Linked DNA regions of Mus musculus: region 2 is linked to region 1. Evidence: chromatin loops called from intact Hi-C (ENCODE). Cell type or tissue: heart. All regions are shown on one strand. Links, peaks and the distances in the headings refer to the core of each region. The heading gives the core; the rest is flanking DNA. Region 1 holds the start of 2610203C22Rik (RIKEN cDNA 2610203C22 gene). Region 2 holds the start of Mybl1 (myeloblastosis oncogene-like 1).

Region 1 (16,222 bases), core at 4,322-9,321:
GCTTGCTCAGTCTGCTTTCTTATAGAAACCAGGACCTTCAATCCAGGGATGACACCATCTCTATAGGCTGGGCCATCCCCCATCAATCGCTAATTGAGAAAATGCTCTACAGCTTGATCTTATGGAAGCTTATTCTCAGCTAAGGTTCCCCCCTTTCTGATGACTCTAGCTTAGTTCAAGCTGACATAAAACTCACCAGCATATAAAGCTTAACTCAAACTGCTGACATTTTTTGAGAAACATCTAATTCAGTGACTGGGAAGCGGCAAGCTCAGGACACAGGCTAAAAGAACATCTTAATCTATTTTCTTTTGTTAGTTACAAAATACCACCAAGTGGTAAATCATAAAGAAGAGAGGTTAATTTGGGTGTAATCCAGTGCCAATGAACTGTACCCAAAGATGGCTTCTCTGTAGACAGAGTCCAGAGGTCATGCAGGGCATTCACACACACAGAGACACTCTCATATATGAGAGATATATGCAAGCTGGCTTTTATGACAGACCCATTCTTGAGATAATCTACTAACCCAAGAATCAGTTAATCCTTTCATGAGGCAAAACCTTAATCTAAAAGGTTCTACCCTGGTCTTTCCTCTTTTTATTTTGGATGCTGGGACTGGAATCAAGGCTTGCATGTGTGAGGCAAATACTCTTCCACTGAGTTGTATCTGCAGCCCTTGTTTGATTTTTGATGCTTGATGTTTGGTTTTCTTATAGCATCATCCAAGCTAGCTTGGAATTTGAGATCTGCTGTTTTTGTCTCCTAAGGGCTGAGAATACAAGTGTGGTCCCTGATCTTTTCAGATCTCAATTGGAGATTAGGAATCAAGATGAGTTGTTGAAAAGCAGACACAATCAAAGTATATCTAATATTGACCAAAGGAAGTAAAACCCTGGGAGTTAAAGTGGGAACTTTCAGGATGGAGCCTCTGAATGTCAGAGGGGCGGTGGCTGTCGTGGACTGGTCAGGTAGACCAGAAAGACTATGCCATTCCTTGATAAAAGTTAAGCTTTCTAGGCTACAGTGCTGCATGGTTTCTCTAAGCCCAGCCACCCCTCCCCCACCTCACCTGCCTATCTCTATACTAGAGATCAAATCCAAGCCTTATACAAGTTGGGCAAGCACTCTACCGCTGATCTACCACCTCATAACTCAGTGATTTCTACTGGTTAGGCGAGCAAGACTCAAAACATAAGGAAAGGAGCCCAGATCCCATAAATCTCTGTGCTCATGGTCATCTCTTTGTACCCCATCTTAGATGAACCCCAGAGACATTCCTGTGGGTGTTGTGACCCTCCAGCTATGCAGGACATGGACATAGGATGGAGGAGGAGAGGAGAACACTGGCTGGCCACTCTCCTCAAAGTTACAACTTAAGTCTGGCTCAGTGCAGTAATTGCCTTTCCTGCTCCATCCCCACCCCACTCTGGTTTTCATTTAGATCCAGACACCTCAAGAAGATAGCAGAAGAGTACCCAGCCCTTCCCCAGGGAGCAGAAGCCTCCCTGCCATTAACAGGCAGTACTTCCTGTGGCGTCCCTGGCATCCTACGAAAAATGTGGACCAGGCACAAGAAGAAGTCTGAATATGTGGGAGCCACCAACAGCGCCTTTGAAGCCGACTAAACTCGACATTTCATGGGCACCTTGCATTGGTCAAGGTTCGGAGGAAGATAGAAGAGTTGAGGACTGGGACTGAGCCACCCTCCCCTCTGCTGGTTGCTGGTCCAAACACATCATCATTCCTTATACTCTGACATGGGGCATGGAAAGTAACATCCTCAGAAGGCAAGAAAGCTGTTCCTCAGAACTGCTAAAGCCATTGGTCTTAAAGTCGTATTGGTCAATTACAAAGGTTATATACCTACTTTTAGGCAAAGCTATACCAAAAGCAAACTTTCCTGGCCTGTTTAAAAGCCTCCAAGGAAAACAGAAGGCAGTTGATCTGTCTTCTTTGTGAGTTTTCCCAAAACGTATGGTTTCTGGTGTAAATGTAAAAGTTTGATTCTGAGGTACTCAGAACACAACAGTTCTTACTTTTCCCATCCCATGTCTGTTTTCCCTTGATGAAATACAAAATGCTTCATCTTTGCTTTGTTCTAATATCTACTTAACAGCAACCATTGCCAATCTGCTTTGCTAATCATGGGCATGACTGCATGAGCTCTCTCTCTTCTTTAGGTGCATTCTTGTCTATAGAAAAGCACTTAAAATCCCAATGTTAATTTTAATGTCTAATATTTTGTGATGTGGTGCAATTGACAAGCTTTGTATAGTGACTTTAATCCAGAGAGCATTCTCCCATCATTGTCTCTTCTCACCATTACAAACCCTCTGATAAGAAAGCACTGTGGTCCCCAACCTACAGATTGGGACACTAGAGCATCTGGATGGCAGTATGTGACTTAACAGCAGCTTGTGGGACTGTCACCAGGTCTGAGCATCTCTAAAATAACTGATTTAAGAAAGTCTTTAAATGGAGAGAAGAATCTGACAATGTTGGAACAAAGAAGTGATTCGAATGAAATACATCATTGTGTATTAGATAATTAAGACGGGTGCAGAGAACAGGGACCCCAACACGTAAAGAGGTTCAGACAGGAGGATCACATGTTTGGGACATGCCTGGACAGCCTAGCAATATCCTGTCTCAAAAACAAAACAAATCATGCATGGACACACACACAAACAGAGAGGGAGAGAGATTATGCATAGATGAAACCAGAAGAAATCGCCATTTTTGTAGGTTGAAACAGCTGAAAATCAATTTCCTGTGGCTCAAACTAATATTTACTATCATTTAAAAATGATCATGTAAGAAATAATGGTAATCAAAGCTATCATTTGTTAAATGCCTACCTGCCTTGTGCTGAGCACAGTGTTGAACACCACGCATGAATTAAGCTATTCTTTCTAACAACTAACTTGGGTGGATTTTCTCACTGTATATGTTGATACTAATTCAAAAAAGTTAAGTGATTAGATTGAAGTCGCCTAACTCTAGGTGTCTAACTTTAATGCCCATATTGTATCTTCTCCTTCACACAAAATAAGGAAAAGGGAAGGATGGAAATCAGCAAAACGTCTTCCTCTGCAATGGCCTGGGAAGAGGCTACCTGGAGCACAGCGTGGAGATGAGGTATCAGAGTGCAGAGACTGGTTAGTGGTATCTGCCTGTGAAGTGGTCGGTAACATAGACCTTATATATTTCTCATCTGTGGCTTAAATTCTGCCCCCCGGAAGTCTTGTTCCCTAATTAAGAGGTTTAAATTAATCCGACCTTCTTAATGAAAGCAGAAACTCCGTGGTAAACTCTACCCTAAGGTTATGTTGAGACTCCGCAGGTGTTGGCACAAGCACGAGTTTGAACTGTTTGGGTATCAGGCTTGCTTCTGCTGTTCTGTGGATTCTGCTTTCCTGTTCCTGATGCTCTGGATAAACTGAAACATGGCGGTAAGTCAAACCCAGACTTCCAGGCTCTTGCCTTGCTGATTGCTGCCCTCCCACCTCTGCTTTAGACCCTGAGCATCTGACCCTCATGTCCAAACATAGTCTGGACACTTGGGCATCAAGTGCTTTGTCCCAGTGAACCATCTAATGTCATATACAATATTAAGTTGGAATCCAGAACAAAGTTAGGGATAAAACATGTCACAGAGTCTCCAACGATTGAATTTATTTAACTTAAAATTGATGTCTTAAATGTGTGTGTGTGGCTCCTGGAGATTTATTTTATATGTAGACTGGGACTCATTTATTTATCTTTAATTTAAATATTTAATGGTGAAATGTTTGCCTTCTGTAGAACATTTCATTCAAATAAAAATAAAGGATGCCTTGTTAGTGACATTAATAAACCACTTGAAGATTGTGTCTGAGGCTCCCTCGATCAATGAGAGAAGGTTTGCACAATGGGAAAGATTTATGCATGTGGGCCTCACTGCTCCCTGAAATGAGAGGGAATCCAGCATGCTCTTTCTATCCTGAGGCAATGTCTAGGTCTGATATCACAGGCCCTGCCTCCAGACAGCACCAGGGCCTCTGCTGAAGGGACTGACTGAATGAGGTATAATCCCAGGGCTTCCCTCCCGCCTGCTGCTAAGGCGTTTCCGTAGCACCCATAAATTCCAGGGTCCCAGTGACCCTCCTCGGCCTGCTGGCTTCTCTGCCTTGAAAAGATCCAAACTTCCTCCTCTGTGCCCACCTCATGCCTCCTTGCTGGAGACTGCCCCCCCCCCATGACTCACCACGGCACAGCCACTCACAAAAGGATGCCAAGGCTGACTGCCGACGCCCATCTGGCAATAACCAAGATTGGAGTCTGCTTGAACCAGAGGCAGGGTTTCCAGGACATGTAGGGTAATAAAACTGCCTCTGTTAGGACAGAGGCCAGTCACATATTTCCGTTCTCACTCTGGAGATACCCTACCCCACCCAGCACCAAGGTTGCCTAGAGCTGGCAGATGGGCAGTGGGTAGGAAAAGCAAGGCAGCCAAGACCAGTTTTAAAAAGGAATCATGTGACAGGTCGTTTCTGACACAAAGTTGGCAGGGACAAAGGGATAGACAAGGAAGAATGCAGGCAAAGAAAGTTCTCTGGAGAATTAGAATTTGCACTCCATCTCTAATGTCACGGGAATGTCATCCTCTACCAGGAAGCCCAAGAAGTTCCCAACAAATGCATCCCTGTCTCTCTCAAAGGACAAGGAAAAAAACTGTTCTGAAAACTAGCCCACACACCTGGTCATTTGATTTTTACTTTGTCACATGGGACCGGGGACACAATTCGTTATCTACCAATATACCCTCTGTTGGGTAGGAGCAAAAAAATAGAGAAATGGCAACAGAGAAACCTAACACGCAGAATCATTATGGAGAGGGTAGCTAAGCTTGTTACAGGCTGCACACTCCTGGCCCTTGTTGGAGTCTGTAGAGGTATCCAAGCTGAGAGGCTCTTACAACTCTGTTTTCCCCACATCTCTCACACTTCTCAGGCCAAACACAAGCTCGCTTTCTGGGATACCACATCCTATACCTCACTCCTCCCATTTTCCTCAGTACTAGGATTTAATTCAAGGGTCCTCTGGCACTAGGCAAGCATTGCTGGGCCACAGATCCAGCCCTTCCCTATCCCATTTTTAAAGTCTATTTTGAATCACTAAGCTACCTGACTGACCTCAAACTCAAAGTTCTCTTTCACAGGGCTCCCAAATAGCTGGGGTCATGAGCCAGGGCCACTGTCTCAAGCTCTGGGCCAGAAGGCATTTGCCATAAGGCAATTTCCCCTACCAACAGGTGGCTGAGGCCTTGCTGAAAGGGCCTACATTTTCAAGTAGAGCAGGTGTCCCTGGAGTGCTGAGCAAATGCTGACCCATATTTGGAGGCCTACCCACAAAGAAACAAAGTAAGCGTTCTATTCAACCACCTGATCTCCAGGGCTTGATTCACAGAGAGCCACACCTCATCATCCTGTGTCCTGTGTGACACTCCATTGAGCTAAGCCTTCCACCAGCCAGGAAACAGAGAGATTGGCAAAGGGTTGGGGGAACATGAGGGGTTCAGCAGCAGCTCTCACTAAATAGGACGCAGCTATTTGTAACATATTAGATTCTATAGGTAATGCTCCAAGAGCACACATGTTCCCCAGATGCCAACCTTTAGATAAAGACAAGAGGCAGCACAAACTATGCAAATTGTTTCTTGGTACCACCCAGGACTAGCTCAAACCAAATCTAATCAGTGAGAGCAAGCTTGTTTCTCTCTGTTGTCCCCTCAGCTCAGCAACTTTCCATAAACACACACACACACTTTTCAGTTCCCTTCCTTGTTTTCCCCACACCTCTCACCCTTTGACCTCAGTAGGGCCTCAGACCCCAATACTCTGACCAGCCAGGACTGTCATCTCCTCCACCCAAAGTCTTGGGTATCCCGTGCTCTGCACTTCAAACGTGACAACGAGAACTTGAGTGGCTGTAGAACCTCATGCAGATTTCTGAGTTCACTTTCTTCATTGGTTGAAAAAGAAAATATCCTACCTGCCTCCTTGTCCCAGAAATGATTAAACAAAATTACCTGGGCCAATATGCAGCTGATTTGTATTAGTGTGGCTACTCAAGTGAGACTATTGGAGCACTTCCACAGTAGCTAAAAATGCCTGGGACTACCCTGAGCCTCCCTCCATGTTGTCCCTGGTTACTGAGCCCCTCCCTTAGGGTTCTCACCAACTTCTCTGTGGATAATAGTCTTGGGCAATACCCTACAGGCTTGAAGGATGGAAGGCTCCATTAGTATTATGACCAGTATTCATCCTTGCCAGCCATTTGCCCAGGTTCTGCCAGTTCTTAAAAGCTGGACTGTCCTAGAGACAATGCATTAGAATGTACCTGTCTTATAGGCTAAAGTATAGGCCACACAAGCATGAAATGGATCGGAGCAAGAAGGGGTTGCCCTTTACGTTGTTGTGGGTCATATAAACCTTAGGGATTGGAGAGATGAATCTGAGACTCAATTTGAGACTAGAAAGTAAGATTTTAAATTCTTTGCACTCCCACAGCCTAACACCCTTCTGAAGCAAATGTCCTCTATAAAGAAGACAGGAAACTGTTAGCAGGGTCCCCTGCCATTCAGCCCAAGAGCTGTGAACCCCTGACAGTGTAGAAACTGCTGCCAAGTGAGAAGCCGGGTGCCAGACCCCACCTCACAGTGGTGAGCCTCCTTGCTGCCTGAGTTTCTTTGAACCTCTATTTTGCATTCAAATTAAATTACCTACCCGATCTACCTCACCGGCTGATGAAAACTCAACAGAGCCCAAGCCTAACCGGGCTTTGCAAATTGTGAATTGCATTAACATATGGTGTGATAATCCGCCCCATTCAGAAGAAGCAGGGACGGGTGGCGAGCAGTGAGTGATTCAGCCAGCCAGGCAGGAACTGAAAATAGAATCATTTCCTGAGCCAGGGTCCAGGGTTCTCTCTCAGAAGAAGGTGGGCAGGGGAAGGGCTCCAGGGCGGCTGAACACAAGGCTCTCCATTTCCCACTGTAGCATTTGGGCTGATCCTGCAGCCCCAGGTGGTCACCCAGTGTGCCAGGTCAGTCCGGGCCAGTGACCCTTGCTTGGCTCAGAAGCAAGATGTGGGTGGTGACGACTCTTTTGAATTCAAAAGAGTCTACTTGCTGCCAACTGCTGCCTTTGGCCTCCTGCCTGCATTCCCTACCAGCAAAATTAGTCCTCAACTGAAACCTACAAAGTGCATTGGCTTAGGAGACCACAGGCTTTTGTCTGTCTGCTCCAACTCGGAGGAAGAAGGCCCAGCCCTGCTCATTTAGCCTCACTAGACTTCAAACCAGACCCTAGGACTAAAGTGCTCCTGAGGAGTCAGGTCTGATGGGAAGCTTGCTTGGTAAGGTATAACCAGGCAGAGATTTGGTACTTCATAAATAAGCCCTCTGCACCACATTCTTGTTATTCATGCAGGCCAAGTAAAGCAAGACAATAACTCAAGAAACAGTGACCTCACCAGGAAAGCAGGCTATGTAGTCTCACACACAAGCCTCACGGCCATAAATCCAGGAGACTATTCCATGAAAATTCTCTGTCCTTGCAGAGGAGCAGGGACAGTGTGGAGGCAGGGAGGAGAGAGCCCTCTTATCTACAGAGATCTCCCTTTATGCCTCAGAAATGAAAGGACACTTCTCTCTCTCTCTCTCTCTCTCTCTCTCACACACACACACACACACACACACACCCACACACACAGGTGGACCTGTACCCTTGTCACTTTGTAGACATACCAGAAGGAATTCAAAGCTGCTTGTCATCTTCGTCCTCTTCGTTCTCTAGGGCCTGTCCAGGCTCTTGCCAGCAGACTGCTCTGCAGCTGGATGCTATTGTAAACTATGCTTCCGCATCTGTGTCATGCTCTTCCTTAGGAGAGGGCTAAAGATGGAGCTCAGGGGAAGTAGGAAGAGGAAAGATGCTTCCTGTTCTGGCTACTTACTCTCTGCTCTCCCAGCCCAAGGAGGAGTGTAAAAGGCTCTATTCCTAGCCTCTGAATCCTCAGGTTAAAGCTACAGATCTTCTGGGATTCCTCTCTGGGTTCAGTGGACTGTTGCATGTGAAGACAGATAGACAGTTAACAGGCACTGGTGTATGTAGTTTACATGTGGTGGGCTCTGAGCTAAGTGCTTAAAGTACCTCAGCTCATGTGATCCTCCATCCAAGATGGACTTTTATCTTCCCTATAGATGATTAAAAGGTCAGAAAGGCCTTCATGTTCCTGATGAGAGCCGAAATTTCCTTTTAGAAAGAAAACGTTGCTTGTGCCTCCAAAAGGCTGGAAGCCAAGGAAGGAGGCCAAAAAGGGCCCTCAGCCAGCCCATTACTCAGCAGGTAAGCAAGCTAGTTGTGAAAGACAGTGGCTCAGTTGTCATCCCAGTGTCCAGGGCAACAGTACAAACAGTGTACATAACACAGGTCAATGCCCCAGCCTTTCTGACTTAAAAAAAAAAAAATCCCCTGCGGCATGTGGTGAGAGGGGGCAGGGTACAGGGAAAGCAGGTAGGCTTCCTGATGACATGAGAACATACCTCCACCTGGGGATACTTCCAGCCTCTTTGTTGTGCTTTGGCGGTGCTTGTGCAGAAAATAAAACCACTGGCCCAGTTCCCACTTCAGTTATTCTTTGAGTGTGGAGGTGGTCTCCAGAAGGAAGGGGCTCCTCCACCAAGAAACCTGTATTTGTGACAAAGGTTTCAGAAACATGCCATCCCCCCCCCCCACTTCACAATTTAATGCTACACTTTGCAATGCAGATCCTGCCTTCTCTCAAAGAAGACAAAAAGCAAAAGTCATCTAAAAGTAATAGAATTTAGCAGAGTGAGAAGAAATGATCAGGACACAGATCCTAGAAGAAATAAATGGAGAAAGAGATGTGGAAGTTTGAGACAGCAGAAAGAAAACAATGGAAAAAAGAGGAGAATTTAAAGAAGCTCACAGTGAGGGCTATGGGGACAATTCAGCATTGGGGAAAACATGCTGCTCTTGCAGAAGACCCAAGATCTCAGCACCCATATTTTGGGGATTCCACACCCTTTTCCGACTTCATAGGCACTAGGCATGTACTTGGTACACATATATGCACTCAGGCAAAACACATACACATGGCACAAGAATAAATACATATTTATTTATTTTAAAAACGCAGCTCAAGAGTGGGTAAGCAAGATCATGTTGATGTTGAAATCAAAATCAACTCACTTTTCAACCTCCAAGACTGGACACCAGGTGGGCAGAGACAAAGCATGCTTTTATGTGCCATAGTTCATGAAAGGTACCAACATACGAAAATTAGAAAACTATGTGACCTGTGTGGGTATTTATATGTAGTTACAAGAAAAGAAAAAAAAATGACTGAGAGAGGAAGGAAATATTTGATCTGTGTATTGAAAAGTAAGTCCAGTTTTGCCAAGAAAAGAAAGAGCAAGAACCAAAGGACGTCGTCCCAAAGTCAATTAGAAATGTCCTAAGAACCAGCAAGTATCTCTAGCCTCTGCTTTCCCACAGTTTTTACTGACCCATTAACTGCCAGCCAGGCAGTTTGAGCAGTTGATGTCACACAGCCCAAAACATTGGTCACATCAATCAAGGAGCTGGTGCACCAAGTCACCAATGGCCAACACCAGCAAAAACGGCTGCAGCAACTGACTACCCATGGCCAGAAATCAGTTGACCCACCTGTCTAATAGCACTTGGCCTTATCAGCCAATACCCTCATGTTGTTCCTGACCAGGGGCATGACAGGGTCTCCCAGCTGCACTCAGATGGAACCAGAGGTGAAGAGAGAACTCCAGCCACCACACTGGTGTCACACCCTGCTCAACAGGATAGGCAGCTGAAAGCAGAGCCCACCAAGTACATCTATGGTTACCTCAAGAACAGCAATAAGAATTCCTTCTTTGCAAAAATCTAGGGCAAATGTTAATCCAAACAGGATACCAGAGAACATAAGCAGCACAGTCAGGGATGGCCCAAAGCATTCCATACACTCTAATAACTGAAAGCAATTTTAGCATCTCCATTATATTATAAAGAAAGCCAAGATTTAGGAAAGTAGTGACTAATAATAATTGAGTTTGGCAACAAGAGAACTTAACTCACACTCACTGATTCAAAATTACACATCCTTTTCTTTATAAGCATAAATTAATAACTTATTTCACAAAGGAGACATGCTTGAGAAAGAAAACGTTCAAAGAAGACTGAACTGCTGGGTGATTTGCAATCTGCTACTCACAGATCAACTAAGCCTCAGCATGGCAGAACCTCTCCTGGCAACTACCCAGTCAACAACTATCCTGAGAAACAGCAATACAATTCAAAACTGCTAAGTAATAAAGAATGGTCACACACACACACACACACACACACACACACACACATACCTTCTGTCCCCTCTCCTTTCTAAGCTTCTGGTCCCTAGCAATCCTGGGTTCTCTATCTCCTTGACCTTCCCTTTCCTAGCTCCCAGCTCCTTTCCCGACCTCATAATATAACTAAATTGTCACTCAAAAATAGGAATTCAGTCCTTCCTGTAGGTGTACCCACTTGATAGGGCTGGAGGCAAGGCTTAGTTAATAGAGTTCTTTCCTGGCATGCACAAAGCCCTGGTTTCAATTCACAGTACTGCATAAAGCCAGGCATGATGGCATATGCCTGTAATCCCAGCACACAGGCAGATACACACTCATGCGCACTCACACATGCACAGAGACAGAGACAGGCAGAGACAGAGAGAGACAGAGAGAGATAGAGACAGAGAGACAGAAACAGAGAAGAGAGAGAGAACTTCCCCGTGGTAGAGAAGAAAGGGAAGAGAGTTCAGACAAGAGCCAACAATAAGGCCAGTCAGTTTTCAGTCCTCTGTCTAACTCTGTCACCTTCACTTGTCTCATGTGTGAGATGTCCAGCCATCTCAGCTCAACTCCACTCTTGCCATACATTGCCTTGGTTTTCTTTACTTTATTTCCCTTCTGCCCTGATTCCTTCCTTTTGCTTTTCAGTGTCCTGAGGAACATAGGCTGTCTTGCTTTGTAGGGTTCTGTACCTCAGCCTCCTGAGATGATTATTCTATGGCATATGCTTGCATAGCTTTACTCTCTTCAGTGTTTTAACCAAAATCCCTCACCCTTCCCCAACATTTCTGCTACTGTGTTTCACTCTCCTGTTTATACAGTCCTCGTCTACTTTCTATCATCCCAATAATAATCAACAGTCTTTGTGTGCCTTTCCTTTGTTGTCTTTTCCTTTCCACTCATAGCTACAATAACTAATATATCATTAGCATACACAGGGCCGTCAGCATCCCTTTGCTCCCTAGTATAATGATGTTTGAGGGATGGTTGTTGTGTAGTTAACTATTACTCCATTGTAACTCTTATTGCAGAGGAGGGATAGGGATAGAGTGTAGGACCCTGAATACCAGTTTAACAAGAAATAACACCTCAACCTGACCTCAACTTATCAATCCCAAACATTCCAAACATGAAACTTTAAACCAATGACCTAACTCCTCATATACAAGTTTCAGTATAAGTTGCATTAATAATAACAACAATAACAACAACAATAATAATAATAATATTAAAGATAACAGGTATCCTCCAAAAATTACCAATCCCATAATAATGGTCTCCCCAGGTTCAAGAAATTCCAAAGGATTCAAAACAATGATGACAAAATTGTCCAAATAAGTGAAAGAAAAATAAATAAACAATGATTTCCCAGGGAATGTGGACAAGCCATTGAAGGGAATGAGGAAGTCAATGCAGGATGTGAAAATGTATTCAATACAGAGAAATACAGAAGAAAAGGTGAAGCGCGATGTCATTGGGAATGAAGACAGCAAAATTCCTTTTGGGAAGTAACTCCAGTGCCGTGAACACCACATCCTCCTCTGACTGAGGTTGCAGCTCTTTTCTTGGCCCCTGCCCTACCTGGAGTCCTGAACCAACTTGCTTCAAGTTTCAGCCCTAGTCTGTCCCCAGACCTCACCCATAGCTCCTCCCTGTGAATTTCAATAGTGTTTTAAAACTATATCCACAATCCAAAATTCAGTGTGTGTGTGTGTGTGTGTGTGTGTGTGTGTGTGTGTGTGTATGTGTGTGTGTGTATGTGTGTGTGGTGTGTGTGTGTGTGGTATGTGTGTGTGTGTGGTATGTGTGGTGTATGTGTGTGTGTGTGTGTGTGTGTGTGTGTGTGTGGTGTGTGTGTGTGTGTGTGTGTATGGTGTGTGTGTGTGTGTGTGTGTGTGATGTGTGTGTGTGGTGTGTGTGTGGTGTATGTGTGTGTGTGTGTGTGTGTGTGTGTGTGTGTGTGGTGTGAGTGTGTGTGCGGGGTATGTGTGTGTGTGTGTGTGGTGTATGTGTATGTGTGGTGTGTGTGTGTGTGTGGTGTGTGTGTGTATGTGTGTGTAGTATGTGTGTGTGGTGTGTGTGTGTGTGTGTGTGTGTGTGTGTGTGTGTGTGGTGTGTGTGGTGTGTGTGTGTATGTGTGTGTGTATGTGTGTGTGTGTGTGTGTGTGTGTATTCCCAAGTTCATCCAGAATTCAGCTTTATATCTCCCTGAGCTCTCACCTACATATTTATGGATGTGCCTTTGATCCCTTCCTCATCATAGTCAATATTCTTCAAGTAAAGAGGTATGCTCATTCATTCATGCATTCATTCAACAAATATTTGCTGAATACCTAATATATACAAATGCTTTCACAAGGCAAAGATACTGACTTTGTGGCACTTAGGTTTTGAGTGGAGTGGAGGGAATGAGTGCAATATAAAGGTCCACAAACTAGCAATAAGTATGCTGTATGTAGTCAATTACAAAATGTGAAGCATCCCACATCATGTGACTAGAACTATCAAACTAGACAGTAGACGTCTGGTGTCTTCAGTTCCTGGATTTCACTTAACTTACTCTGAAAAACAAAATGTCAGAAACAAATCAAGGTGCAGTGTTGCAGTTATTTTCCCAGATGCACAGAAACCAGTTGAATACACGTTCCCCATATCACATGCAGACCGTGGAAATGAGGTTTGTGGGCTGCACTGGTAAATGTATACAAGCAGCTCCCAGGAGCTGAGGTTTGTGTTAAAGAGTGCAAGGAAACCAACTGTCCAGCAGACCAAAGAGCAATTACAAAAGGAATCATTCCAGAGGTGACTGGGAAATGATGTCACAGCATGGGTACACTGGGTGCTGGGCAACACTGGTGTCACCCATGTACACCCTGGCTCTTGTCCCATCCTCAGTCACTACCACTGGGAAAGGGGCCTACCTCTCCATTTCTCTCCCTCTGAGTCATTCCTAGTGTGTGTCTTTTATGGGGGCCTTGAAATATATTGTTACTTTGTTTCTATCCATCACAACTTAAGAGCTTGATCTTCTCTCCAAAAAGAGACTCACCAGCTACTTGAACTGCCTTCAAGGGGATGCCAAGAGTATCACGAACAGCTTCAACTTCTCAAGCAAGTCCAGGAGCCTGAAATACATCCACATCTCACTGAAGCTCAAGCAATCATCATCTGACACAAAAGCTGTGATTGATTGTCTTGTCACACTTCCTGTGACTGTCTTCCCATTCCAGTCACACTTCCTGTGACTGTCTTCCCGTTCCAGTCACACTTCCTGTGATTGTCTTCCCGTTCCAGTCACACTTCCTGTGATTGTCTTACCATTCCCAGCCACACTTCCTGTGACTGTCTTCCCATTCCCAGACATACTTCCTGTGACTGTCTTCCCGTTCTCAGACATACTTCCTGTGACTGTCTTCCCGTTCCCAGACATACTTCCTGTGACTGTCTTCCCGTTCCCAGACATACTTCCTGTGACTGTCTTCCCGTTCCCAGACATACTTCCTGTGACTGTCTTCCCGTTCCCAGCCACACTTCCTGTGACTGTCTTCCCGTTCCCAGTCACACTTCCTGTGACTGTCTTCCCGTTCCCAGACATACTTCCTGTGACTGTCTTCCCGTTCTCAGACATACTTCCTGTGACTGTCTTCCCGTTCCAGTCACACTTCCTGCGACTGTCTTCCCATTCCAGTCATACTTCCTGTGATTGTCTTCCCGTTCTCAGACACACTTCCTGTGATTGTCTTACCATTCCCAGCCACACTTCCTGTGACTGTCTTCCCATTCCCAGACATACTTCCTGATGGCAGAATTTGGCTGTTTAGTTCACCCCTACTTTTGCCAGTCCCTTTAAATAAAAAGCACCTCCAAAAGGGCCACCCTCAGGACTGTGCCCAGATGCACCTTTGACATGGGTTATCATGTCATGTCTGGTTCTGCCAGGGACCACAGAGCCTCCCGACATTACAAGGACTCTAATACTTGTCCATCCCCCCAGTACCACAGACCTGAGCAGGACTGTTAGTCTTACAATCTTTGGAATTAAACACATGTATAACGTTCATTTTGGTATGGGATGATAGGTCATTGTGTGCATATGACCTTGTACTTGCACACAATATCTCTGGGATGGGACCTTGAGATTGAAGGGAAGAAATGGGGTGAGGGGCAGTTCATACCTCATGCCTTTTGAATTCTTATGTTTTAACAAAACAGTAAGCTCCCATATTCTCCCTCCCAATTCCAACCTCACTTTAACTTTGTTACAATTGATTCACATCTTCTTAGTGCTCCCTTCTAGTAATTCACCTTTGGCAGGTGTGTGAAGACATACAACCACCATTGATTGGAATGTCAGAATAGTCTCACTACCCTAAACATCCTTCTCTTTCCTCCTTCCTCCTTCCTCTTTCCTCCGTCCTCCCTTCTCCCCCTCCCTCCTTTTTCCTTCTTTCTTCCTTCTTTCTTCCTCCTTCCTCCTTCCTCCTTCCTCTAGAGACCCTGTCAACAACTAGGTCTTTTTCCTAGTGTGTCCTTTCCCTTGTTTGTTTAGGGAATACTTTTGTTGTTGCTGCTGTTGGATTTTATAGGTTTGCCTTTGTTTTTGTTTTTTTCCCAATAAACTACATCTTTACTTATTTTACAAAAGGTTTTTAACCTATAAAAAGAGTTTTTAAGGAGCTGGAGAAATGGCTCGGTAGTTAAGAGCACTTGCTGTCTTTGCTGGGAACCCAGGTTCAGCTCCCACCACTCACATGAGAACCCATCTGTAACTCCAGTTTCAGAAGATCCAATACCCTCTCCTGATCTCCAGGGGCACCAGGAATGTATGTGGTGCACATACATACATGCAGACAAAACACTCATACACATAAAATAAGTACATCTAAAACCTTAAGTCCAATTTAACTCAGCCTCTCAGGGACTCCTTTCAAACCATGGCCATAAATGGATTTAACAACATGAACTAATGCTAATAAAAATATGTTAAGAAAATTACTGAAATGCTTTTATGGCTAGGCAGTGATGTGTCAAGTGTCTAAAACTTACTTCAGCTGATACAATAATGAAACTTGGACAGGGGCCAGGGAAACAGTTCAGGGGGTTACAGCACTTGCCTCATATGCACGGAAACCTGAGTCATTTTAACCTTTATCCTTGATCCCTACCTTAGCCCCTTCTGACCTCTGGAGCACTCAGAAACATCAGGACAGAGGTGAGCCCAGGGAGCTGAGCAGGACTCAGATAAATGACCCTCTTGTTTCATTTGGTGGTAAAGCCAACTTTAAAAAAGAAAATTGTTTAGGCTCAACTCAACTTTTTCGGCTTCTTTTAAACATATATTTCAAAAGTGTGTATGCAAAGCATACATGACAAAATCAGTGTGCCCTGAATGAGGTGCCAGTCCACCTCACTTGGCACAAGTAGAAAAGTGATTGACTCCAGCAAGCCCGGGCATGCAGAGAAGCACTCTCATCCAAGCGTGCTATGCCCCACCCCCATGTTTGATGTTTTTCACAGACCGGTTTTCCAGGATGAAATGCTTTTACACCACAAGAGATCCTTCATTTTGCTCTCACTAGACACTACCAGAACTTCTGAACTGTCCAAATCAGCTTTCTTGTTGACTCTCACTATAAGCTGTGATTGACTTCATGGTGTTGGGGGAGTAATGGCAGCTTAACTAAATATCTCTAGTCTTCTTTGTCCCTTAATCACCTTCTGGCCTAAGTTTGTTTGCAGAAATCAACAGGGAGCATGACAAGTTCCAAGTATAGACCCGGGGTTGTGTCTCTGGGGTCTCAGGAGCAGAGG
Region 2 (16,222 bases), core at 7,578-12,577, 70 kb after region 1:
AGGAGCAAGGAATGGCTCCATGGCACTTGGCATTAAACCTGATGACCAAGTTTGATCTCTAAGACCCACACAGTGGGTGGAAGGAGAGAACTAGTTCCCACAAATTATCCTTTGACCTCTACATGTGAGCTGTGGCATAAGGATAAACACACATACATGTCCCCAAACATATATACACAAATAAATAATAAATTTTTTCAAAAGAATATGAATATATTACCCTCTGATCTTCTTCCTTAGTCCAAGGACCCTTTATCAATTCTGGATTTAAAACCTTCTGCCATCGATGTTGGCACTGAAAATCAGAACGATTCTGAAAAAATTTGGACAATTTTATTGTTGACTATATATCTCCAGGAAGTAAATTAGCCCAAATTTAAGTATACCCATATGAACAAATATTAGTCAAAAAAATATTCAATATCAAACTATTATATGCAATGCTTATTTTACATGCCTAAAATCCCAATTCTGCTCTTTCAATTAATCATAGGTTTAGGCTACAAATTAAAAACAACATATTTGAAATTAAGACATGTACCTCTATACTATCCTTATAATACAGCAAGCAGCAAGACATAGTCCATAAAAAATTAATCCAGAATTGAGAAATAAATGACAGGATTAAACTATATGAAGCAGATATAAGATTTTAAGCATAGCAGCTCAATTTAGTACAAGCATCTTAAAGGCATCACTAGTCTCTATGTGGTAGTGAAAGTATATTTATAAATTATACCTTTCAAATTACCAATAAAACATGAAACACTTTCATAGAAGATATACATTATACTTCAATTAAGTAGATTAAAAATTGACACTTTAAAAAATGAACTGGGGGCCAGGCGTAGTGGCGCATGCCTTTAATCCTAGCACTTGGGAGGCAGAGGCAGGAGAATTTCTGAGTTCGAGGCCAGCCTGGTCTACAGAGTGAATTCCAGGACAGCCAGGGATACACAGAGAAACCCTGTCTCGAAAAACCAAAAAAAAAAAAAAAAATTAACTGGGGGTGAGGGGAGGGGGTTGGAGAGATGGCTCAGTGGTTAAGAGCACTGACTGTTCTTCCAGAGGTCCTGAGTTCAATTCCCATCAACCACATGGTGGCTCACAACCATCTGTAATGGGATCTAAAGCCCTCTTCTGGTGTATCTGAAGACAGCTACAGTGTACTTATATAAATAAAATAAATTTTAACCTCTAGTTTAAATCTAGTATACATAACTTCTAATTGTTTGCTTTTTTTAAAGATTTATTTATTTATTATATGTAAGTACACTGTAGCTGTCTTCAGACACCCCAGAAGAGGGCATCAGATCTCATTATGGATGGTTGTGAGCCACCATGTGGATGCTGGGATTTGAACTCAGGATCTTTAGAAGAGCAGTCAGTGCTCTTAACTGCTGAGCCATCTCTCCAGCCCTTGAGTTTGCTTTTACTGACTAAATGCTAAATGTCAGGAACTGTGCCAACCTTGTTTATATTTGTAATTCTCACAATACTATAGAAGCAAGTAGCGGAAGGCCAAAGAAGTATTTTCTCTAAATTAACAGAGCTGACATTTGAATATAATTTGCACTAACTCTATAATTTGTTTTCTCCCATTATTTCATTCTCAGTTTTCATGTTACACTGAGAGATTCTATGATTATATGAAAACAAATAAACAAACAAAAACCCAAAGGTAACCTTGTTTCTGAAACCAAAAAGAATCAACACTGAAATTTAAAATTTAGGTAATTTATCTAACAACTCACAATGCTCTTAAGAAACAAATGAGTACATGCAGAAGTACTTCATATTGCATATAAAATTATATGCCAATAATATGCGAATATTGGTATGATGAACAAGTATACTGTAAAATAATAAAAATGTAAATAGCTAGGTATGATACTTTACAACTTTAACCCTATCACTCAGGAGAAAGAGGTAAGCAGATATCTATGAGTTTGAGGCCAGCCTGATTTACATAATGACTTCCAGGCTACCCAGTAAGTAAGTAAGTACTATGTAAGACTTCATCTCAAAAAAAAAAATCAATAAAAATACCCAAAAACATATGCATTAGATAAGAAACCTAACAATTTTTTCTTGATTTTATTTGTTAGCTGTCAAAATGTTTTAATAGTAAAGTTCTTCAAAATAATTTCACATATATCACAGTTGAGGACATAGATCAATAGTAAAGTGCTTGGCTGAGTTTACAAGGCCCTAGGTTCAATTACCAACATACAAAAATCAAAATAAAATAAAACCACTTGTCACAAATATTTTTGAAGTTCTACCAAAAGTTAATGCCATTTTGTTTTATAGTAAAAGTTCTTTTAGGCCCCTGGAAAAATGCTTTACAAGTTAAGCAGCCATTATCCAAAATTTTTGAGACTAAAATTGTTTCAGATTTCAGTTTGGAGATCTGGAAATATGTACATATGCATAAAATAATATGTCCTGGGGATGGAACAGAAGTCTATAGATGAAACTCATCTATGTTTCATATCTACCTTATACACATAATCTAATAATAGTAACATTTCAGGCATACCTGGCATTTTTACTGTGATGTATTACATTAAGTCAAGTGTAAAACTGTGGCTCTAAATCAGTACTCAAAAAGTTGTAGATTTTGAAGCACTTTAGAAATTTCCAATTTTTGGATTTCAGGTACTCAGCCTGAATTGGAAAATTACTTTCTAAACCATTAACAAACAACTACAAACATACCAGAAAATAATTTAACCAGATGTTTTAAGGATGAAAACCAAACTATACAGACACATTTCTGAAAAATAGAATATATAAACTAATGGTTTAAATAAAGAAATGTTGTAACAGAAATACAACTTGACATTTCACGTACTTGAAGATGACTAGCAATTAGAGTCCAATCATCAGTTCCGTGTTGTTCAACCAACTTCTTTAACTTGTCATCCTATTGAGAGGAATAAAAATTAGAAATATTTCCTCCACCCCTGGTATGTAGATGATATTCTCATACTCTTTTTTTTTTTAAAGATTTATTTATTGATTATATGTAAGTACACTGTAGCTGTCTTCAGATACTCCAGAAGAGGGAGTCAGATCTCGTTATGGATGGTTGTGAGCCACCATGTGGTTGCTGGGATTTGAACTCTGGACCTTCGGAAGAGCAGTCGGGTGCTCTTACCCACTGAGCCATCTCACCAGCCCTATTCTCATACTCTTGAGTCATACTTGGTACTTGTTTTGAGAAGAACTAAAGTCACTATTGTACAAATTCCTCTATTACACTGTTTCAGTCAATCCCAAAATCAAACAATTGTTCATATCATTGATTTTTTAAAAAGAATGCACAACTAAGCTGATAATTTTCTCACATTGTTTTCATAATTCCTTTCGTGACTATAATACTGATAACTATGAGACTAGTCAAGCTTCCCAGGCAACTACCTCATCTCTTGTCCATTTTACTCTGTTCCAGAGTTTTTTCAGTCCTTTTTGTTGAGGTACTTCATAATCATGATCAGCATATTGAAGGTCATCATCCTCGTCCTCACTACAAAAGAATGCAATATGTAAGCTAAAGTATGCCATTTAAATTATTTAAAGCACTGAGTCTGTATATGCAGACATGACTAAAGAAGCTACTCAGAATAAACAATACAATCTCAATATTAATCAGAGTATACAAAATTAAGTCCTAAAGGGGATGACGGGAACATTAGGTGGTACTGGAATATATTGTGAAATGAAAGCAAAAAGAGACTATTTGGGAAAGGAAGGGCACCTAGGAAAAATGATGAGTAAAGGCAATTGGGGGAAGGCAAATCAGCAAGCTATAGGTTCAGTGAGAAACACTGTCTCCAAAAATAAGTTGGATTACAAGCTCAGAGCCTGAATTGTATGGGGTAAAAGGGGGGTGGGGTGAGAAAGAAGGAAGGAGGGAAGGAAGGGAAGGAGGGAGGGACATTTTAAAGAATGAAGCCTCCATGATAATGAATTAGATGATACTAAGTAGCCAGAGTAATGACCATCTGAAAACAACACTGGCAAGAATGACTGCTAAAGTTCACTATTCAACCACCTTAATATATAGAGCACATTTTAAAACTGAAGAAAGCATACTAAGAAACTGGAAGTTACCAAAGATTAACCTAAGTGTATTCTAAAATGAGAACAAGGTTCAAGTTGTAACTGTATAACCCTAAACAGACTAACTTCGCACAACTATAAGATGAATATATTACCTACCTTTAAGAAAAAGTGATTCAGCATTTTGTAAATAGATGGTCTAATATAATAGAATTCAAAATTATTTTTGCCTTACTAAATATAGTTCCTAAAAATTCATTCTGATATCAAATATCAAGTCTGAAGATTTGGCCATTCTTAATGCAATATACGAATGACTTTTAATATCTAAATGCAATATACAAATTCAATCTCACAAAAATCAAGCTCTAGATTTTATACACACATACATACATACACCCTATGTAGGAACCCCTAATTTCCTCTGACTTATCAAATCCATTTGACTAAACACATACACAGCTATAAAAAATTTTAAGGGAAAAGGATTAGTCTTCATGTGTAACTTTGCCAAAGTTCCACTTTCATATTTAACAATGAAATTATTCTACCTCTTAACAGTAGTAGTTAGAAACTACCAAGACAGATGTAATCATTTTTCAATGTCTTACAGCATTTGAAGGCATTTTTGTATTGCAGAAATCAGTGCTAGTAATATGTAATGATTTAATAAATTTGAACTTTCTACTTTTATAGTGAAATAAATAATTTCTTTTTTTTAAGATTTATTTTATTTTTTTATATGTAAGTACACTGTAGCTGTCATCAGACACCAGAAGAGGGAATCAGGTCTTGTTACAGATGGTTGTGAGCCACCATGTGGTGGCTGGGATTTGAACTCAGGACCTCTGGAAGAGCAGTTAGTGCTCTTAACCGCTGAGCCATCTCTCCAGCCCCGAAATAAATAATATCTACTCTAACATAATTAATCTAGAGAACAGCAGAAGTAATAAAATGTTACTCTAATTAAAAACTAAAAGCTCACCAATCTAGTGCTTGGTTTCCTCAGTCACTGTTACTGTTCTTATTTAGAGTCAAGAAAAATATTATTTTTTAAAAGTTGATGTTGCTGGCTTAGTTGTTGTTTTCTTTTTAGTTTTGTTTGGTTTTAAAACAATATACTACTATTTCAAGGTAGCCTTAACTTCACTATGTAACCTAGGCTGCACTGAACTAATGAACTCCCTTCCTGTCTTTAAGAGCTAGTATTACAGATGTATATATACCACCACACTTTACCAGGAAAATGTTAATTCTATAAATTTTTAATACATAAGCAAATTATTTTCAATGAAAACTGTTCTATGAGTAAATAAAGAGGATTATGAAACAACAAAAAAATATCTTAACATGTTGGGGTATTATAAGCTAATAGGATACGATAGTCATGATTTTACTTATATATCAATACACAAATTAAACTTGGTTTTTAAGATAAAACTTTTGGGGGAAATACAGACTAACAGACAACCTAATAAAGATGAATTAAACAAAGAAAAATATTGTTTACTGAAAAAGTAACCTCTAGTCTGAAATTTGAGAAATTAGAAATTTCTAGTAAAATTCCCTCAACTTGATCACATTTTTAATCCAAATTTCCTCAAGTCTCAAATATTTATCATAAAAAAAAACAAAAAACAAAAAAAACAGGCGGGTAAGATGGCTCAGCAGGTCTGCTCTTTCAAAGTACCTGAATTCAAATCTCAGCAACCACATGGTGGCCCACAACCATCAGTAATGAGATCTGATGCCCTCTCCTGGTGTGTCTGAAGACAGCAACAGTGTACTTATTTATAATAATAAATAAATCTTTGGGCCAGAGGGAGCAGGGACTGAGCGAGTGGGGTTGACCAGAGCTGGGCTGACTGGAGCAAGCAGAGATCCTAAAATTCAATTCCCAACAACCACATGAAGGCTCATAACCATTTGTACAGCTACAGTGTACTCATATACATAAAATAAATAAATAACTCTTTAAAAAAAAATAGAAGGTTGGGCTGGAGAGATGGCTCAGTGGTTAAGAGCACTGACTGAGACTGAAGGAAAGGCCACCCAGAGACTGTCCCACCTGGGGATTCATGCCAGATATAGTCACCAAACACCGACACTATTGTGGATGCTAAGAAATGCTTGCTGAAAGGAGCCTGATATAGCTGTCTCCTGAGAGGCCCTGCCAGGGCCTTACACATATAGAGTTGCAGTCAACCATTGCACTGAGTGCAGGTTCCCCAATGATGGAGGTAGAGAAAGGACTGAGGGAGCTGGAGGAGTCTGCAACCCCATAGGAAGAACAACAATATCAACCAACCAGACCCCTCCAGAGTTTCCAAGGACTAAGTCACCAACCAAGAAGTACACATAGCTCCAGCTGCATATATAGCAAAGGGTGACCTTGTCCATGCATCAATGGGAGAAGAAGTCCTTGGTCCTATGAAGGCTTGATAGATGCCCCAGTGTAGGGGAATCAAGGATGGGGAGGCAGGAGTGGTTGGGTAAATAGGTGGAGGAACACCCTCATAGAAGCAGGGGGAGGGGAGATGTGATAGGGAGTTTCTGGGAGGGGGTAACCAGGTAAGGGGTTGAACATTTGAAATGTAAATAAATTAAAAATAAATAAATTAATTAAAAAAAGAGTACTGACTGTCCTTCCAGAGGTCCTGAGTTCAATTCTCAGCAACCACATAGTGGCTCACAAACATCTGCAATGGGTTCTAATACCCTCTTCTGGTGTGTCTAAAGACAGTGACAGTGTACTCATATACATAAAATAAAAAAATCTTTAAGAAAAAAATAATACAAGGCTGGTCATAGTGGCTTATATCTGTAATTCCAATACATGGGAGACTGATTCTAGAGGATTTTTCACAAATTCAAGTCCAGCCCAGGCTACATAGTGAGACAGTGAATTTAAGACTATCCAGTACTAGTGAGTGAGCGCCTGTCTCAAAAAAAAAAAAAAGTCTTTAATTTCAGGTCAATTTAAGGTCAGGGCAACTGTATATTTAATTATTTTCAGTTCAACTGCACTCAATTTATGTTCATTTATCAAATTGATTTAACAAAGTGAAATCAGGCCACCCAGCGGTTAATATGCTGTACTGCATATAGCAAATATTGGCTTCCACCTCTAGACTGCAAACTAGCATTATCAGAGAAAGACAAAGTTTGACTTCAGATAATCAGAACCATTAATATTACAAACACTGAAATAAATACTTTTTTAAAAAAACTATATAATTATCCATAAACAAAAACAATGGATAATATTTCTAATTCTTTTAGAGAATGTTATTTTTAAACAGAACAGGATGGTCACAAAAGTCCTCAAAGATTTGGATTAAAACTATAAGCTACCTTACAGACTAAAAAGTCCAAGTCCCATATATAAACGAAAAGAAACTGAAATAGATTTTACCTGATTCCCCAAAATAATATTGCTAGTTAAAGACACAAAAAAAAAATCCTAAAAATATCCTTTATCATCCTAAAAATATTTCTTATAGTTTTGCATTCATTCACTTCAGTCATGTTTCTAGAAACAAACATGAATTTGCTACACACACACAAATACACACACCACTAAGGAAAAAACTTCCTATGTAGAACCTAGCTTTCATCTTATCATTTTAATTTAATCATTGGTCATCTTAAGTATAAATATCTTAACCTATGCCTAGTAAGTAGGCTTTGTAGCATCAGAATTATTGTGAACTTATTTCTAGGGGTTTAATTGGCCTTTAAAAGCTAAACTAGGGCAGGAAAGATGACTCAGTAGGTGTTTGCTGCCAAGCCTGTCAACCTGGGTTTGATCCTCAGGACAACTATGGCAGCAGTGAACTTCCAGATAACTGTCCTTTCATCTTTCACACCCTGGCACAACTGCATGTACACAGGCACACATGCACTCATGCATGAGCACACACATACCATAAAATGAAACTATACATAGAATATTTAAAAATCAAATACATACTGTTAATAGATATCCTAATAAGAAATAGCTGTAAATTGTATCACTAAAATCCCCATTAAATTCTAAAACTATTTTAAGTCACAAAACTACATAACCTTTTCTATATGCAAATCTTAGTGAAAAACTCTGCAGCCATTAGAAAGCTAAAAAGAACCAACATTGTTCAGTTGTTTTATATTTAGGGTAAACATTTTCTGCTTTTAGGTGTTTTTTTCCCCCAAATAACATAGAGAAAGTCTACTATATTTATGCCCATATCCTTATGCAAGATATTGCATTCACCTCAGTGTTTGTATGCTGAAGACCTTTGTTTCTCTATTATATATTGAATTCATATCTACTAAGATTCTCAGCCAAAGAAGAAAGCCCAATGAATAAGGTATTTCATCCTCAAACATTTCATTATCTTCTAATACAGGAATCATATTTAAATATATAAGAAATTTAACAGCACCTGGAACTCACTGAAGAAAACCCAAAGAAACAGACCAGAGATGGTGATCTCTCATCACACCCTCTATCTACATACTTCCAGAGAAGTGTTTCACTGCAGCACAATTACTCCAGAACTATAACTTTTTACATCATTTTTTACATCATTCTATATTGTCTCAATTAACTTACACATCATTTAAAAGCATTGTTAGACTTCAAAACTCAAAAAGCCTAAAGCAGTACTCCAGCAATCTTATCTTTAAATCTGCATCTTTTATGAAGATGGGAATGTTATGTCTTTGAAGTTGTAGATCAGCAGTTCTTACCTGCATGGTCCAGATTCCATCCCCCCAGAGATATGTGGCACCATCTGTAAACAGTTTTGGTTGTCCTGACTGTAGGAAAAAGGGCTACTGTCTTCTACTGAGTAAAGGTAAAGGTGCTGCTAAAAACCCCTACAACTACCTCATCCAAAATGATAAAAGACCAAGGTAGTGTGCCTGTGGGTGTATGCGTATATGCACACTTGTTCCACTTCAATGTTCAATCTATTCTGCAGCCACTTTATATAAAGTAATTATGTCATAATTAAATTTATGTTGATATCTGCAGAACCAACCTACATATAGAAGAATATATGAATAAAGCCAAGTATTTTATGCGTAGTTATTTTAAATCAAACTCTGCAATGAATGACTCTCAGTACTAAATTTCAGCTCAGGGAATATGACTCTTAGATTTTGAAGCTGTGTATCTAGATAAATGGAAATTCTGAGAAATACTTTTCAGGTTTCCTTAATACTGAAAATCGAGACACTAGATTTTTTTGTCATCTGATTATGCCACACAATTTAGGAGTAGCTATTACAATAGCATAAAATAAAAGTTAGGTGCATAAAGACATCCTAGCACATCTTTCTACAACAACAACATTGTGTCCTACTTGTTACAATGCCGATACAATCAGAATCAAACATGAATACTTGAGATACAAAGTAACTAAGACACATTGGTTTAGGATCAAGTTTACTCGATAGTAACAACGTAACAATGTCCTCAGAAGATACTAAGAAAAAGAAAAGCTCAGAAGAGCAGTGCGCACAAGGGAGATTTAGCGAATTCCCTTCTCAAGATTTCCCAGAACCGTGCCCGCCCAGGTTTGTCAAGGAGATCTGTTTTGATTTGGCACGATTAAGTCAGAGGAGAGAACCCCATTTCAAGTCATCCAGGCAAACACAACCGCTTCCCCTGGCGTGGCGTATCCCCTGACAGTGGGCAAACTTACCTGGCAAGAAACCTCCCTGAAAGTGGCTGTGAGAAGTTAGAAGTCTGGGCGTGAGCTGTGGGAGAATCCGTCAATGCAGCAACCTGAGCATTTGTTAGAGAGAGTCCTACACACAGTCGTCTAATAATGATGGAGTCTAATAATGATAGATGCTCTCAGGCCAGCGCGGCCGAAGCGGGTGTGGGACACCCACCGAACAGGAAAACCTATGCCCCCCAGGCTCGAGAGGGCCTAAGTGGGGACCAGCAGGAAAGGACAGAGAGCAAGAGTCGAGACAGGGCCGCTAGGCCGGGTCCGAGGGGATGGCACCCACCTGCGCGACCTCTTCGCCATCCTTCAAGTACCGCATAGGCGCGGGCTGGGCGGGGACGCGGGGTCAGCCTCCTCCAGCCTGGGGCCAATGCTCCCTCTCCGAGACCCACCCGCCGCTTCCCCAACTCCTTCCCTCAGGTGACCGAGAGCGGAAAGCAGGCCCGGTCAGGTCAGGGCCAGGCGGGACTGAGGGACAGAGGGGCGGACCAAGACCCACTGCTCCTAGCCGCGGCCGGGCCCGGCCAGGGATGCCCTGGACATGTCAGGAGGCGTGCTCCCGCCCGCCGCCGCCCCGCCCGCCGCCGCCGCCTCCGCCTCAGAGCTGCCGGCCCTGCGCCGCTCCGTCACGGGCGCCGACCCCCGCCCTCTCCCCGCAGCGAGCAGCACTGCAGCACTCGCAGCCTCCTGCAGGGTTTTGTCCGCACCGCCGAATCTCGCGCCCAGCCTCCCTCAAGAGCCGCCGTTTGAATCTGCGCACGCGGCCCCGAACCTCATTGGCTGGGGCGGCCGCGCGCAGGGGGGCGGGGGCGGGGCGGCGAGGGCGCGCGCGGCAGAGGGCGGGGCCGGCGGGGCTAGAAGCCAGGATTGGAACTCGCGGGAGTCCCGGAGCGCCGTGGAGCCGGGGGAGGGGCGGGGCGGGATGGGGGAGGCGCGAGGCCGGTTCACGGGCCGAGGTGACAGGACACGGAACGCGGGGTGAGCCACCCAGTGGGGCGCGGAGATTGCTGGGAAGGCGAGTTTCTGCGCCCCGGGTGTGTGCCGGAAGAGGCGCCGGGGCCGATCCAGCCGCCGCCACCTCCGGAGGGGTGCGGAGCGTGCCTCTGGGGCGGGGACAGTCGGGGTCCTGGGCAGGGGAGGACCTCGCGGGCGCTAGTTCGCGCTGTGAGTCTCGCCACTTAAGGGCGCGGTCATCTACTTAACCTTCTAGCCAGGAAACTTGCGCGGCCGTTATTTTCTTAAGCATGTGTGAGTTAGTTCTGCGCCGAAAGGACAAGGAAACTGGCCAAGACCCTGTTGTTGTGTCTTTTGTTTTCCCCAGAGATGAATAAAAGTGTGATAAGTGGGGAGTTGTTATCTCGAGGCTTGCGTGGAACGGGAAAAGGTTGATAGTGCTCCAGAAGCTCAACCTCGTACTCCGTCTACAAAGGGGGCGGGATGCTCTTCGCGGGGAACCCAGAGTCCCGGAGGTGCGCCTGAAAGCTGGAGTAACTGAAATCTTGCATAGGGGAAGGGGCCTCTTACAGTTGCAACTTCTCAACAGTTACACGGTTAAAGAAGCATACAAGGAGATTATTAACTACAGTAGCGATTAGACACGGCGAAGAGCCCAAATTTGCAAGACACCATGCTCTACTGCATAGAGTGATGAACCACAGATCAATGTTGTTACAAACTGACATTTTTTGCTATTTTGAAACTGTACGCATCGTCTTTTGCAAATCAGAGATACAGGTGCAAATACAAATCAAGATGAGCTTGCAATTCAAAACAACCAGGTAGATACACACTCGCTTTTAAAAAAAAAATAACTTCCTTTTTCTCAAGATATATTTTGGGAAGGAAAAGCACTTTTAAATTATTTTCTGAGTTCCATAGTAGCTTCTAAAGAGAGAGACTAATTTAGAAATTAATATTTTTGAGACAAGGTGTTGTTATGTACCCCAGGCTGATCTTGAACTCAGTATAGAGCCCAGACTTTCTTCATGATCTACCTTAGCTTCACCAGGGCTACATGATGGAATGCTCCTCCTAGTCTTCAAATGTCATTTGGAAGCATATTTACTCTTGGGTATGCATTGTTCCATTTTTATTCTAACAGGAAGCAAAACTGATATTCTTAGGTTATGATCAGCTTTATACAAACAACCGTTTTAGAACTTGAAGGTAAGTGCATCAGATTTTTAAGTAAAATTTATTCTCATTGTTTTATATAGGGAAACGTCCTCCCAAAGATAGTATTACAGAATACTTTGAGACAAGGTGGTGTTATGTACTCAAGGCTGACCAGATCTCCAGAGCGCCTACAGCAGATGATGGCAGATAAAGAAGAACACTTGAAGTTCTCTGGCCAGCTGGACTGCTTTATGTAGTGCTGAACAAGACTCTGATGTTGGGGGAGAGTTTTGTATGCTGTGTATTCAGATGCTGCTACTGTGCCCTGAGATCTGAGAGTTAGCATTGTCATTATTATTGAAGCATTTCCTGTGTATTGTTCCCCGCCACTTCTGATTGGTTGATGAAGAGCTGATCGGGCTATAATTGGGAGGAGAGTGAAGGTAGGACTTCCAATCCCATTGAGGGAGTCCCAGGTGGAGGTATCCAGACAAGAGAATGACCTTGTGGACACAGATGGAGAGGAGCAGCCAGGAGAGCCTAAAATGGCAAGTAATGGGTCATGTGGCTGTGTAGTAGGCAGCACAGTCGGTTAGAATAGATGGATATATACTCAGCTGTAGTACTTGAAACTTATTAATAAATATACCAGGTCCCTGTGTCATTATTTCAGAACAAGAGCAAGCATAGAAAAGCCCAGTACTTTTACAGTCTTACAGAGTAGAAGGCAAGGATCAACACCCAATGTTTTTATACTCTGACCTCCATATTTGAAGTGTAGCATATATGCATGCTCACATGAACTCACATACACACAATATAACATTCAGAGAGGTTTTACACTCTCAAAATTCAATGAGAGGAATAAAAACAATTAAAGTCTACAAAAGATGACTACTTTGCCAAAAACAAAAGATATAAAAGCGAGCTGAATGTGGTGGTTTACATTGTAATCCAGTAGTATCCAGCAGTTGGGAGTTCAATTCCAGCCCAGTCTGAGCTAAATTGAAACTCTGTCTCAAAAAGAAAGTGGGGTGGGGGGAAGGGGAGAAGAAAGAAAAGTAACAAACACATGTAACAATCTCTCACTTACACGATTTTCAACCACAAAGAAGCAAGAAATGTAACCCCCAAACTAAAAACGCTGAGGCAAAAGGCTTATGAGTTCTGAGTCTCCTGAGTTATACAATGAGACCTTGTCTGACAATATATGGTAAAAATGCATACACTTAGTAGTAGTGAGGTATCTAAAAAAGAGCTAAAAATAAAAATACTGAAGCATATAGAACTTCCCTGCTTGCTCATAGGAATGCAGGTGGGTTAGGCACTTTGGAAAGCATTTATAATTGCTTCATTTTTAATTTAAAAAAGCTGGAGCTGGAAAGATGGCTCAGTGGTTAAGAGCTTTTCCAGGTTTCAATTCCCAGCCCACATAGCAGCTCACAATGGACTGCAACTCCAGTACCAGGCGATCTGATGCCCTCTTCTGGCTTCCACTAACACTACACTACAGGCAAACCTGGGTATGTGTCTATCATAAACCAAACATAAGCCAGGATGGTGGGTGGCACAGGCTTCTGATCCCAGCTGAGCCAGGGGACTGCTGTGAGTTCAAGGCCAGCCTAAACTACATAATGAACTCCAAGGCAGCCTGAGCTACAGTAGCCTGAGCTACAGCATGAGACTCTGTCTGAAAAAAATAAACAAACAAACATAAACCTAAGAAGGGACAGCTTTCTTTTTGTGCCTCAACAGCTACGAATGGTTTGGACAGTTAATGCTTCTATCAAGCTTTCGCAATGAATATTCCTTCAAGCTCTCTTTATATTCATATTCCATGATAAATTTATTTTGTTATTTATTTCTCTAGAATTTGTTGTTGTTGTCGTCGTCACGCTGCCCTTTTAGCTGGCCTCCTATTGCCTTAGCCTTCCCAGTCCTTGGATGGCAGGCATGTTCTTCCATACCTGGCAGATATTTTTATTATAAAAATAATGTTTAAAAGCTTTTCTAGGGCTCGTAGTTCACCTACAGAGCAGCTGCTTATAATATGTGAGAAACTTTGTTCCTTCACTGTTCACACCCACACACACACACACACACACTTTACTAATTCCCTTTCTTGAGATTATTAAGTAAATTCCTCCATAGGGAGATGTACCTTCTTCCCATCCTCTATGAAGAAAGACCAAGTTCACCCAAGATTTGCTAGTTTGAAAAGCTTTGGTTCATGTACTACCTATGAAATTATTTTAACAAAAGTGTGTACACAATCATTTCCATGAGGAGATTCTGGTTTTGGTTTTGGTTTCAGTTTTCGAGACAGGGTTTCTCTGTGTAGCCCTGGCTGTCCTGGAACTCACTTTGTAGACCAGGCTGGCCTCGAACTCAGAAATCCGCCTGCCTCTGCCTCCCGAGTGCTGGGATTAAAGGCGTGCGCCACCACGCCCGGCTCCATGAGGAGATTTTTTTTTTATGTTTATTTACAGCTACCTTGGGGCATACCCAGCTATCAATAAATCAAATCTCTGTAGAATAGATGAAGACAAGCAAGAGATATGAATATGTATGCACACAAGAGTGTGATAAAAAATATAAATTAAAGTATATTTGAAATGCCATGTACCAGCTACTGCAACAGCAAATTTCCCAAAAGTTCTGAGAACAGCATCTAAGCAATTCCCTAATACTGGTACTGAAAACTGATGTCATTCTTTTATAAAGCAATAATGACTAAAATCCATAAATACATATACAGCCTTTGGCAGTTATTTTTTTGACAGATAATTTAACTTGAGGACATAATTCAGTTGAGGAAACAATGTGTCTGAATATTTATAGTAGTATATTTCATCATTACCCCAAGTAAAAAACATTTACACTTAGACTGGCTTAAATGGTTCTTTGGCTAATAAAAATTGTATACAGTTAAGACCCCACTAAATGGCTCTTTCTCTTCTAAGACCTTGCACATGCACTTGTCTTAGATAATAGTCACAATTTCTTTAATCATAACAACTGGAAGAAGTATAGGTATTATTTTCACCTATTTTATAAATCTGGAAAACTGGACACCCAAAGGTTAATTTGTCCAAGGGCATACAATGGCAGACTAGAATGAGAGCCAAGCTGCCACTCCTAATCCTGTAGTGACTGTGGGTGCTCAGCTATAAATACAGTGCATGTGAGATATAAGATAGTGCAGTGCAAAGAGATAGTTATGGTGCTTACAATAAATATGACATCATTTAGGATAAGCATGCATGATGTAATGAGCACATGTCTATCACACTAGAAAATGGTCTGTAGACTAAATCAACTATTAATAATATTTGACTGTGAAGAAAAAAGTCAAATGAAGCAAAAGAGCCTTTGCATTTTTTACGGGTTGTTCTTGTATTATTTGACTCTTTAAAAACATTAATTTATTTTGTTTTTATTTTTTTAAGATGGTGTTAAATGCTAAAAGTAACTGAAAACTCTAGAAGCAGCACAGGTGTGGTACATACTCTACAGATCTTGAATGTCTCCAAGGGCTCATGTGTGGAAAGTTTGTTCTCAGAGCAACACTGTTACTATACGGTATAACCATTGAGAGGTGGTTATTGGGTGTGTATACCGCAGGAAACGATGGGATTCTGGCCCCCTCCTTTCCTTTGCTTTGGTCCTAGCTCTTGATTTAATCAGTTTCCCTACCATGCTCTCCTGCTATGATGTGCTTCTTGATCAACCCCCAAAGACAAGGCCAACCCATGAACTGGAACAACCAAACTGTTAAGTCCTCTTGGTTATCTCATTAATGCAGCAAAAAGGTGATAAGACCTCTACTCCTGCATCGATAATGCTAAAAGAAATGTTCTCCAGCAGAAAGGATGAGACATATTTATTACACATACATTATTAAACATTACATATTTCATCTGAAAACAAAACTTTAGCTGAGAACTAGATCTTGGGTACAGAAATGTTTGCTCCAACCTGACTCCCCCACTATCAATACTTTTACTGATCCCCCCCCCAAAAAAAAAAGTTGCAAGAGAGAAATGGGGTTTGTTTGTTTGTTTGGATTTTTTTGTTTTTGTTTTTCGAGACAGGGTTTCTCTGTATATCCCTGGCTGTCCTGGAACTCACTCTGTAGACCAGGCTGGCCTCGAACTCAGAAATCTGCCTGCCTCTGCCTCCCAAATCCTGGGATTAAAGGCATGCACCACCACTGCCCAGTGAGAAATGTTTCAAGTATTCTTGTTTCAACCCATGTCTCCTCACTCTGTATTTTGGGGGTAGATACAATTCCCCCAATCTATTCATGTCCCGAT

Evidence for each region. A loop is a pair of places that touch in the nucleus more often than their neighbours do. Peaks named below come from ENCODE experiments on the same cell type or tissue, not always from the same donor. Only the 100,000 strongest peaks of a DNase experiment are listed, where the experiment ranks them.
Region 2: it touches region 1 in a loop (4-fold over the local background); 15 of 42 quality-filtered maps call a loop at or near these places.

The regions. Positions count from the first base shown.
Region 1 is chr1:9,623,269-9,639,490 of GRCm38, forward strand. 2610203C22Rik (RIKEN cDNA 2610203C22 gene) reads right to left here and starts at 7,824. Exons shown (of 5, transcript NR_015470.1): 1 at 7,793-7,824. Vxn (vexin) reads left to right here. Exons shown (of 6, transcript NM_178399.4): 6 at 1,445-3,874. The coding sequence ends at 1,628. In heart, for the core only: no CTCF peak of the experiment used is centred there; DNase peaks (open chromatin) are centred at 7,033, 7,883 and 8,383; H3K27ac peaks cover 536 bases.
Region 2 is chr1:9,689,861-9,706,082 of GRCm38, forward strand. It overlaps Mybl1 (myeloblastosis oncogene-like 1), which reads right to left and starts at 10,349. Exons shown (of 15, transcript NM_001290397.1): 1 at 10,075-10,349; 2 at 3,427-3,532; 3 at 2,858-2,929; 4 at 221-313. The coding sequence starts at 10,094. In heart, for the core only: a CTCF peak has its summit at 10,486; a DNase peak (open chromatin) is centred at 10,711; H3K4me3 peaks cover 2,089 bases; H3K27ac peaks cover 1,709 bases.